Regions from separate parts of the Mus musculus genome. Here all the other regions are linked to region 1. Evidence: chromatin contacts called from ENCODE Hi-C or POLR2A ChIA-PET data. All regions are on one chromosome and are shown on one strand. Each heading gives the region's core, a stretch centred on a gene start or an enhancer-like site at or near the end of the contact. The rest is flanking DNA. Distances are from core to core; before and after follow the strand shown.

Evidence for each region. A loop is a pair of places that touch in the nucleus more often than their neighbours do. ChIA-PET counts read pairs that join two places held with the same protein, here RNA polymerase II (POLR2A).
Region 2: a map of gastrocnemius shows a loop between it and region 1 (8-fold over the local background). The contact joins the promoter of Bfsp1 here to the enhancer-like site in region 1. A Hi-C loop is called at or near these places in 18 of 37 maps with a recorded cell type or tissue (CH12.LX, Patski, adrenal gland and 5 more).
Region 3: a loop to region 1 is called in a map of heart, with 2.7 times the contacts of the local background. The contact joins the promoter of Dstn here to the enhancer-like site in region 1. A Hi-C loop is called at or near these places in 3 of 37 maps with a recorded cell type or tissue (gastrocnemius and heart). POLR2A ChIA-PET finds 5 or more read pairs at or near these places in 2 of 5 experiments (Patski and embryonic stem cell).

The regions. Positions count from the first base shown.
Region 1 is chr2:144,213,550-144,216,826 of GRCm38, forward strand. No RefSeq gene overlaps it. Among named protein-coding and RNA genes, the nearest start is that of Banf2os, 7.3 kb to the left of the region's middle. Within about 2 kb of position 1,867, at least 1 of the 3 ENCODE cell types and tissues checked has a DNase peak (open chromatin) inside an H3K27ac peak, as active enhancers do; it is heart, where a contact is called at or near this core.
Region 2 is chr2:143,861,495-143,864,771 of GRCm38, forward strand. It overlaps Bfsp1 (beaded filament structural protein 1, in lens-CP94), which reads right to left and starts at 1,679. Exons shown (of 8, transcript NM_009751.2): 1 at 1,082-1,679. The coding sequence starts at 1,437. Gm33648 (a long non-coding RNA gene) reads left to right here and starts at 1,832. Exons shown (of 3, transcript XR_375039.4): 1 at 1,832-1,920; 2 at 2,931-3,052.
Region 3 is chr2:143,913,572-143,916,848 of GRCm38, forward strand. Dstn (destrin) reads left to right here and starts at 1,760. Exons shown (of 4, transcript NM_019771.2): 1 at 1,760-2,076. The coding sequence starts at 2,074. It also overlaps a transcript of Bfsp1 not described here.

The DNA.
Region 1 (3,277 bases), core at 617-3,116:
AAACTAAATAGTCACCAGCAGATGAAGCAGTAAAGGCAATCAATACATAGACACCGGGAAGTTCTCAGCCACAAATAGAATGAAATGTAACCAAGCAGAGCGGCCCACACCTGCAATCCCAGCACTCAGGAAGCCGGGGCAGGAAGACCATGAGTTCAAAGCCAGGCTGGACTCCACAGTGAGTTCTAAACCAGATTAGGCGAAATTGCAAAATCATCTCTGGAAACAAAAGGAAAAAGAGGAAAATTCAGTTATACTCCATAAGACGGATGGGACTTCAGGACATTATGCCAAATGTCAGTCACAGAAGGATAAAACTGCAGGATGTCATTTATGCAAGGTTCCTAGAACAGTCAAATATAGAGAGACAGAAAATAGGATGTGGTCACCAGGGCCTGGGCAAGGAGGAACTGGGGAATTGTTCCACAGTGTGGAGAGTTTCAGTTTTACAAGGTGACACATTCTGGAAACCTAGACACGTGGTGTACCTCATTAACAGTGTCGTGTGCACTCAGCAATGTAAAGGCTATAAAGTCATTGCTTCATGCTTTCGTTTGTCTGATACTGGGATCGAATTCAGGTCCTCGTGTGTCCTAGCCAAGGGCTCTACCACTAAGCTACATCCTCAACTCTAAAGTTCTATGTTTTACCACAATTTAAAAAAATAAAATAAGATAGCCTTGGCCAGGCATGGTAGTGCACACAGAGGCAGAAGGAAGGATCTCTGTGAGTTCGAGGCCAGCCTGCTCAACACAGTGAGCTCCAGGACAGCCAGAGCTACACAGTGAAACCATGTCCCAAAAAGCCAAAATAATAATAGTCTTATTAAGGAGCATACAAATCCATCATGGGCCATTCCTCACTGTCCTGTTGTCCCATACTCTAAAAGACCCAATGAGCACACACACACATACACACACACATACATACACACTCACACATATACACACACACACATACACACACACACACACACATACACACACACACACATACACACACACATACACACATACATACACACTCACACATACACACACACATACACACACACACACACACACACACACACACACACACATACCACAGAGATATACAAAGCCATGAGCACACAGAGGCAGGGTCAGAGGTCACCTCCTAGTGGCTGAGTCACAGGCTGCATGCTGTCTCGCTTACCTTGCCCTCTCTTTCCTCCTTTGTCCCCCCCAGAGATAATCCTCTGGTTGAAGGTTCGCCTGGGCTGTTTTAAAGACACCACACAGTATGTGCACAGTTAAATCTACCGTGAGCATGCTGGAAGGTACCACCATTTCCCAGCCCTTCAGACCCAGTTCCCGAGAGCTGTTTCTCAGCCCCTCCCCACCGTGCCCTGGAGCCCCCCACCATAGGGTAATCTGGACCCCAAAAGTCAGACAGACTCACTATGGGTACCTGGTCCCCCTCTTATACTTGCTACAGCTGCCTATATCAACCCACAGGCTCAAGGATGTCCCCAGGTCTGTCCCTAGGGCTGCACAGACCCTTGAGGACAGTGATTTGACAGAACCTGTTCCTGGGCCCCTCCTGTTCCCACGCCCACCCCGCGCGCCCTGACCCCAGCTCTGTCCTCAGGGAAGGTTCTTCCTGACCTGGCTCTAGCCTGCATGTTGCCCCTGTCTAAGCAAGAAGTACAGGCAGGGTTTGCATCCCACTCTCCTTCCTTTTTATCTTTAAAAATCAGGGAACTCCTCTCTTAGCTCCACACATATGGAGGCAGTCTGAGAGCCCCACAAATATGACAGCAGCAGATCTGAATTCTCCAAGGTGCCCGGCTGCTTGTCCCTCCCGGCCTACAGACACAGCCCCGTCAGAGTGAAGGAGGAAGACAAAAAAAGCTGTCCTCGGGGCTGGCTTCTGCTAGTGTGACCTCACCGTCCCCCAGGGAAGCTGGGGCTTTCTCTGCTAGTTTCCTACTTCCAGAGCAGTTTGGAAAGAGCTTTTCTGGCGGCTGGCAAGGCATGTGCCTGCAAGATTATCAGGGCTGCATCGACTAGGGCTTTGCTATTTTCTTCTTTGTTCCTTGGGTTTTTTTTTTTTTCCACAGTGGGCACCTTTTTTTTTTTTTTTTTTTTAAGTGTCAGAGAAACAAATGAGAGTTTTTTAAGTAAGCGATTTAAAAGCCCGCTCCGTCGCCTTCAGCGCTTTTCCCGGCCTCTGCTCATTCTGGGCCCCAGTGTTAGCCATTATTCTCTCTGTAGCTCCCCCTCTGCTTCAAGTCCTCCGCCTTCAACCCTTCCCCCTGTTTGTGAAAAGAAAGAGCTAATAGCAGTGGTTCCTGGGAGCTAAACCAGGCTCCTTGGATGCGTCTAGATTTTTTTTTTTTCTTCTTACCTGGAATATTACTATCAGAATTTATTCTTTCAGACTGAGAAACCGATTCCTGTCCCTGCTGATAAGAGAAAGGGACATTATTTTCTGAGGATCGTCAGAAGGTGTACAGTCTGAGGCTACTCATGAAGAAATGTCAGTCAGACCCTAACTAAGGGACTTGATGCAAGATCATTGTCTGCACATGTCACCAATGTCAATCAATGACATGCAAGACCTGGAAGAATAGAGAGAGGACAACAGAATACAGTGGAGAAATGGGATCTTGTTTTGCCATAAAGGACATTATAAAAGACCGCTGGTGACATCTAATCACAATTAGATAATTGTGTCAAGTCATGTCAGTTTCCTGACCTAGGCAACAGCACTGTTGTAAGACATCTTCTCTTTATGAATTACACATCAAAGCTATGGGCTGGAGGTCAAGGACGTCATAGCTGTAATTTACTGTCACTTGATTTAGAAAAAAGTCTTTACATCTACAAATAAAAATACACACAAATAGAAATAAGACATGGAGCAGATGTGGCAGAAAGCGTGACTGTCTAGGAATGCTGGGCGAGCAGTGGAGACAACTTGTGTTCTGGTCCCGTGTTTTTCTGTGAGTCTCTTTGATTCTGAACCTTCTGGTAATGGGGATAACACAAAACTTGACTCCTAACTGTCCCCTGACTAACCTGCTTGCTTGATGAACCTTGAAAAGACCATGGGAGTGTCTTCAAAATAAGCGGTTTTATTTGGTTTGAGGTAGAGTCTTACTTATTATGTAGCCCAGGCTGGTCTCAAACTTGCCATTTTCCTGCTTCAGCTGGCCAAAATGGTGGGATTATGGAGTTCATCACCATGTACACACCACAGTAGGCTTCTTCTGAAGTTGCTACTACTATCCCCAATTTGCAGAGGAAGCTGG
Region 2 (3,277 bases), core at 429-2,928, 350 kb before region 1:
AAACAAGGTTTCTTTTTATGTAACTTTGGCTGTGCTGGAACTCACTCTGTAGGCTTGGCTAGCCTTGAACTCACAGAGATTTGCCACAGCCAAGTCTCTGTTCAAGCCCTGCTCCCCACTGGCTTCTGCAAGGCTTATATCCCCATGAGAGATGGAGTTTCAGGTCCCTTCTTGCAAATGGGTTCCTATGGCTCAAAACCAGGAACAGAAAGATTGATGATGGACTTAATAAACTATCCAGCTTGCCAATAAATTCACATTATGCTTCATTTTAACGTTTATTATGGAAATAGCAGTTGGACTTGATAAACAAGCTTTAAAATATACATATTCACTCATTCAAACATAGTCCCCAGAGAAACTCCGTCTAAAAAAAAAAAAAAAACAGACAAGACAGACAGTTGATATATACGTGAATTTTTCAGCCATAAAAAAGAAAATTATGCTGTTCCCAGGATAATGGATGCAACTGGAGATTAACATTAAAGCCAACTGAGCCAGTTTCAGAAAGCAAATATATGTTTTCTCCAATTTGTAGTTCCTAGATTGTATATAGTCACATAAAGTCATACACACACATACAAGAAAAGAAATTGGGGAAAAGGGAGATAAGTGGGAGGGAGGAGAAATGAGAAAAGGGAAGGTAAGGATCCAGGGGAGAATGCGGTTATGGTACAATATGTACCTGTATGAAGATTAAATTGAAAAAAAAAAGTATGGAGTCAAAATCAGTCATGTGAGAGTGCATATCCTGAAATTATAGAACCGGGGTGCACTGGGAACTGGGAGACTGCAGCTCTGGGGTGGTGCAAACTACCTCGCATATTTGGGTGTTGGCTCAAGTTAAACACCAAAAACTCGAACTATGCATTTAAAACCTGTATGGTCCATTCTATCTATCATCCCAAAACATAGGAAAAGTAAATGAAGCCGGATCCCGAAAGTGCCATGGAACTGAAAGTTGGACGTCTGCAGGACCCGTGCATCCCGACGCCCCTCTCTCCGCGGACAGTCTGCAGTTACCCCCACGCCTCCCGCCACATCGCCTACGTGCCTCAGTCTCCCTAACCGTGCCTCTTACTTGCTGCGGAACTCGTCGAGCGCGCGCTGCGCCTCGGCCTCCTGCCTCTCGAGCCGCGCGTGCTCGGCTGTCAGGTCCCGGGCGCGCTGCAGATTGGCCTCGACGTGGCGGGCGAGCGCGTCCTCGGGCCCGGGCTGCTCGCCCAGGCGCTGGAAGGCGTCGAGCTGCCGCCGCAGGCCGGCGTGGCGCTGCTGGAGCGCGCGGGCCCGCTGGACCTGGACTGCCACGCGCTCGCCCAGCGCCTGCAGCGCTGCCAGGCCGGGCGCGGTTCCCCCGGGCTGGGCGGCGGGGCCCGCGGGCTGGGCGCGCTCGTAGCGCTCCTGGCGGGCCTGGAAGACGTAGCTGCGGCGGTACATGGCTCCCGGAAGGCCGCGGCCTGGGCTGCGCCTGCTAAATAAACCGGCCGGCCGGGCTGGGACGTTCCAGAGCCGGTCAGCAGATGTGCCCTCGGGGCGGGCGCCCAACAATGAAGAGCCGCGGGTGCTTTGTGTGCGGGATTAAGCCGCCCATACAGCTCCCGGGTGGAAGGGGCATCGGGCAAGGACCTCTTTGTTCCGCCATTGTGGAGGCCTGTTGCTATGTGACTGCACGGAGGATCAGGGGGACAAGAGATGCATGATGCTCTTTTAACTGGCTCTGTGTAAGCCACCCAAGGCCAGCTTGCTAAAGTCCTGCAGCAGAGGGCCTGGCACTTTCTCCTGTCCCTTCCAACTTTCATTATGAACTTACTTGTTTGTTGTTGATTTCAGGCTTTTAAAGGCGTTACAATAATACCATGTTGCTGAGGCTGTCTCGGGGAGGGCTTCCTAACTATGCATGCAGATAAAATGGCCTAGCATGTAAGTGTTGAGCTGTCCTCCTAGTAATTTCTTATGACTGTTTGGGTGTATTTGTGAGGACTTGACAACTTGTATAGTGACTTAGGAAGACTGGTGATACTGACCTACACCGTTGCTCTCTCACCAAGGAGGTGAGGTTAGATGCTTCAAACTTAACAGAAATCCTTACAGTCTAAGGACTTAGTAAACTATCCAGTTCTCAAATAAATATTCTCATTATGTTTCATTTTAACTTTTATTATGGAAATGGCAGTTGGAGTTAAAAAACAAGCTTTGAAATATATACAATCACTCAATGTGATAGGCTTTGAAAAATTCAAAAGTAAAATTAATGTTGAAAATATTGAACTATTTGATGAGATTATTCCAGGATATAAATATTTATCATATTAAAATATTTATTTAAAGATCATTATCAAAGTCTGGAGAGATAACTCAGTAGGTAAGCATGCTGTACAATCACGAGAACCTGTGTTCAAATCCTCGGCACCCACGAAACGCTGGACATGGCTAAATATGCCTATAACTCAGCAATGGAGAGGGAGGTACAGTGATGGAGAAGCAGCAAACCTTCAGTTCAATAAGAGACCCTTCGTCAAGGCAGTGAGGAAGACACTAAATGCTCTCCTCCGACCACAGCATATACGTGCACACATTTCACATTTCTATAACCACATACTTAGCAGTACATGTGTATCACCCACAGTTTTAAAAACCATTATCAAAAGGACTGGTCTCTTATAAATTAAGGCTTAGCAACACCATATATTACCAACCATATGGATTACACATAATTATGCTACAAATTAAAGTTACTAAAAATAGGGAAAATCACTGAGATCTTTGTTTAGTTTATTATCACTCCAAGAAGCCTATATAATAAAGGATTCAGTCTGGAACAAAGCAATGTATGATCTGTATGTGTGGTGACATGGTCATATTCTCTCTCTCCCTCCCCCCCCCTCTCTCTTCCTCCCCTCCTCCCTCCATCCTTCCCTCTCTCTCCTAAGACATTTAGGTTTTCATGGCCAAGTGGAGGAGAGCATGATGTGAGTATTTTGAAGGTTTCCCACACACTGCTGGTGATGAATTGATTTCCAACTTCCCAGAGAGCAAAACCCACATGTAACAGGTACGATAAATCACCCATGGCCTTTGACATCACATGTTAGTCAGTTGTTGCTACAGAACAAACGACCCCAAAGAGTCGAGAAATAACACATATTTATCACCACTCTCTGGGTCCCCAGCCCGGCTGAACAGTTCTTCTAGCTGCAGGTCTTTTGATCGGCTGAGACAGCACCATAGCTCTTGTCCTTCCTTCTGAGTTAGCAATGTCAGAAGCCGTGCCAAACAG
Region 3 (3,277 bases), core at 510-3,009, 300 kb before region 1:
TGATGGGCTGGGCCCCTTCATGTAGAACGCACCCCAAATTTCTGTCTTTCTGGGACTCCCAGTTTGATCTGGGAACAGTGGCAAATATATTAAAAAAAAAAACAGTTCATAGCCACAAAACATCCATGAAAGCCCAAGAAAGGTGTCCCCTCCCCGTTCCCTGATTTCCATGAAGTTAATGATTATGGAAAGACATAAAACGGATTCGCTGGAAATATGTCAAAAAAAAAAAAAATCCAGGCTGGCAGGTGATAGGAACACAGTTACTGGGCAAATCCATAAGGAGAGGGAGTGAGGCTAGAGGCAGAGGAGCCAGAGAGACTTGCTTAAGATTCTGGAAGAAGCTGGGTGGTGGCGGCGCACGCCTTTAATCCCAGCTCTTGGGAGGCGGATTTCTGAGTTCGAGGCCAGCCTGGTCTACAAAGTGAGTTCCAGGACAAAAAAAAAAAAAAAAAAAAAAAAAAAAATCTGGAAGAAGGCACAGAAAATTTTATGCAGTAAACAGCATTCTTGTATTTGGACAGGATTGTGGAGGACGAAACACCAATGATAGGTTGAACCGTCCTTAAATGAAGTCTCATTTAGTGGGGTCAGAGTCCTGAGCAGAAAAAAACAAAAAACCAACCCCAAAAAAAAACAAAAATAAGCCAGAAGGGTTCGGGCTGCAGCTGGATGTAGGTTCTTTCTCTTCAGTGTGATTACCAATTATTAATACCAAAGACTTGTTAAAAGGGCAAACTCTTAGGTTACATTCTAGGTGCACGGAGCCAGAACTAAGAAATCTTTGAGCAAACTCTCCAGGTGATTCTGACGCCACTGCCGTAGCCTGCCAAACACCCCGTGGCAATGCAGTAAGGGATTAGAATTGCCACGACTTGCCTTTAATCTTAAGAAAGAAACAAAACCCTTAAAACTAATGGGAACCGCGGTTTGCTACCTAGGGTAGATTTTTTTTATATAGCGCCCAGAAAACAGAAACAAAGAAAAACAACGATCATGTTGCCCAAAAGCCTTCTTAGATAATTAAGACTTTTTTTATAGAGATCCTGATGTTCTCGTTGCCTAAATTCAGTTCAAAAGTGAGGTGATCATCCCACGTCTTACGAGTTCCTTTTATTCGCTACAAAAACACCCGGAGAAAACAAGGCTAGGATTGCGGGTGGCCCTGTGGAAGCAGTATTTCCGTGCAACCGCCCTTTAGGAAAACACAATTCCCCAATGAGAAACCCCCAAGCGCAGCGGCGGGGCCCGGCCCACAGTCCCGGGCCACGCGGCGTCCCCCACGCACCCCCCGCGGGCCACTGGGCCTCCTCCCAGCCCGCTCAGAAGATAAACAAATCACTCCTGTTTTCCAGTCCTGGAATAAGCGCTGACTCACACAGCACTTTGATCAGCCACGGTCGCCTCAGGAAGGAGGAAAACTGTGCAGATTTTTCCCTCTCACGCGACGGCCCGAAGTGCCGCGCTGACCAATCAGGACTGGGTGGTGGGAACAGCACCAAAGTAGGTAAAAAAATGCGGGTCGCGGTCCCTGAGAGCCGTTTTGAGAGTTCTCGTCGCCAAGCAGAGCACCCGCCCACCGGCATTCGCCCCGCCCACTCCGCGCCGGGGCCCCGCCCCTAGCGGCGCGCACACCTGGCCAGGTGGCGACTTCCATGTATGGGCAAAGGCCGCGCGGTAGGCGGGGCATCGCGTGGTCCCGCCTCCAGGGCAGGGCCAGATTCCCCGGAGCGTCCTGTGTCCACCCTTCACGGAGCAGCAGCCCGGGCGCTCCTCTGGGCGGGGAACCCATGCACTCCCCTTAACTGGAGAGGGGTTTCCAGTTGTCTGGAGACTATTGGGACTCCTGGGTGGGGCCTGTCTGGGGAGGCCGGCCTGTTGCGTAGCAACGGTGGGCGGAGCGAGGGGCGCGCGCAGCCGCAGTCTGGCTGGAACTCGTGCCCGCCCTTAATAAGCTCGAGCTGCCGCGTCCGCCCTGCGCCTGCTCTCCTGCTTTTGCTACCCGGAGGACGAAGGTGCACAGACTTTGCCGTCAGGCTCCTAGCTCTCCTCCCGAAGTCCGCCCCAGCGAACATGGTGAGTGATCCTCGGGCGTGTGCTAAGGGAGGGGTCGGTTCCAAGGCAGCTCCTGGGCGGCATCATGCCCACCGTTCCAGGCCGCCGCCCGGGATCCCCTTCGGCCCGGCCTCGCTGCCTTCGATCCCGAAGTCGGTAGATCCCCGGGATGGGCGGCCGAACCTGAGACCATCCGTGTGGGCGCGGTTTTCTCCAAGGCCAGCTTGGTGACCCGTGAGCTTTTCCAGCCCTTTTTACTGAGAAGGAAAAGGATTTTATTGAACACTCTAGAGGGCGGAGTAATTGCTAGTGAGCGTGATTAAGAACCGGGTGGCCTTGCCGTGGCTTTGTTTGTCGTATCTGGCAATCAGCTTCAGTGGCACTCTCGTTGGGCTTGTCAAGCTTGGCAGTGGCTCTTTTAACCCTTCCCTGCCGGGTCCATTCATCCATGCTAGAAATTTGCCTTTACCTGAGAACAAGGCTTTACCACAACTTTGGGTGCAAGTCCTGGACATGATGTTGTTGCTTTTCAGATGCAAATTTAAAAACTTTCAGAAAGCCCGTATAATTACTCCAGCCCTTTAAAAAGAGAAACATTCGTTGTATTGAGATGGTAGAGATTTTGCTTAATTTACAAACTTCTCTACCTCCAAAGTGTTACTCAAATCGGTTGTAAAACAGTATCTCAACTGGGCGATCAGGTGGAACATTTTGTCACTGTAGTCTGCACAATGTTACCATTTTTGGTCAATGATTTGCTGGCAAGGCCTTGCCTCACTGCTAGAAATACTATCCTGTTGCTACATCTGTGCGCCGGGAAACAGTTGGTACCCACTTATCTGTCTACAGAGTGTTTTCACTGAATAACAACTTTGGTTTTTTCTTAGGATATAGCAACTGGCTTGCAGGTGCAGGCTGGCTCATTAGATTAAATGGATAGTTTTCTTGAAAACGGACCATGCTTAGCTGTGCCTTGATATTAAGTCATGTTTGGGTTTAATGCTATGAGCTACAAATATTTCAGACCTTGAAGTCTGTTGAACCTCAGCAAGATTTTAAGTGTATGTATATGTTGATTTATAGTAAAGACTAAATCCAAAGGTTTTGAGTGCTGATAAACTTTTAAATTTGAGCACTCAGTGTAATAAAGTGAACTGGTGTCTGCTCTCCAGTCTTCTTTTAGTTGAGAATGCAAAAGTATTTAAAACAGGGCCAAACATTC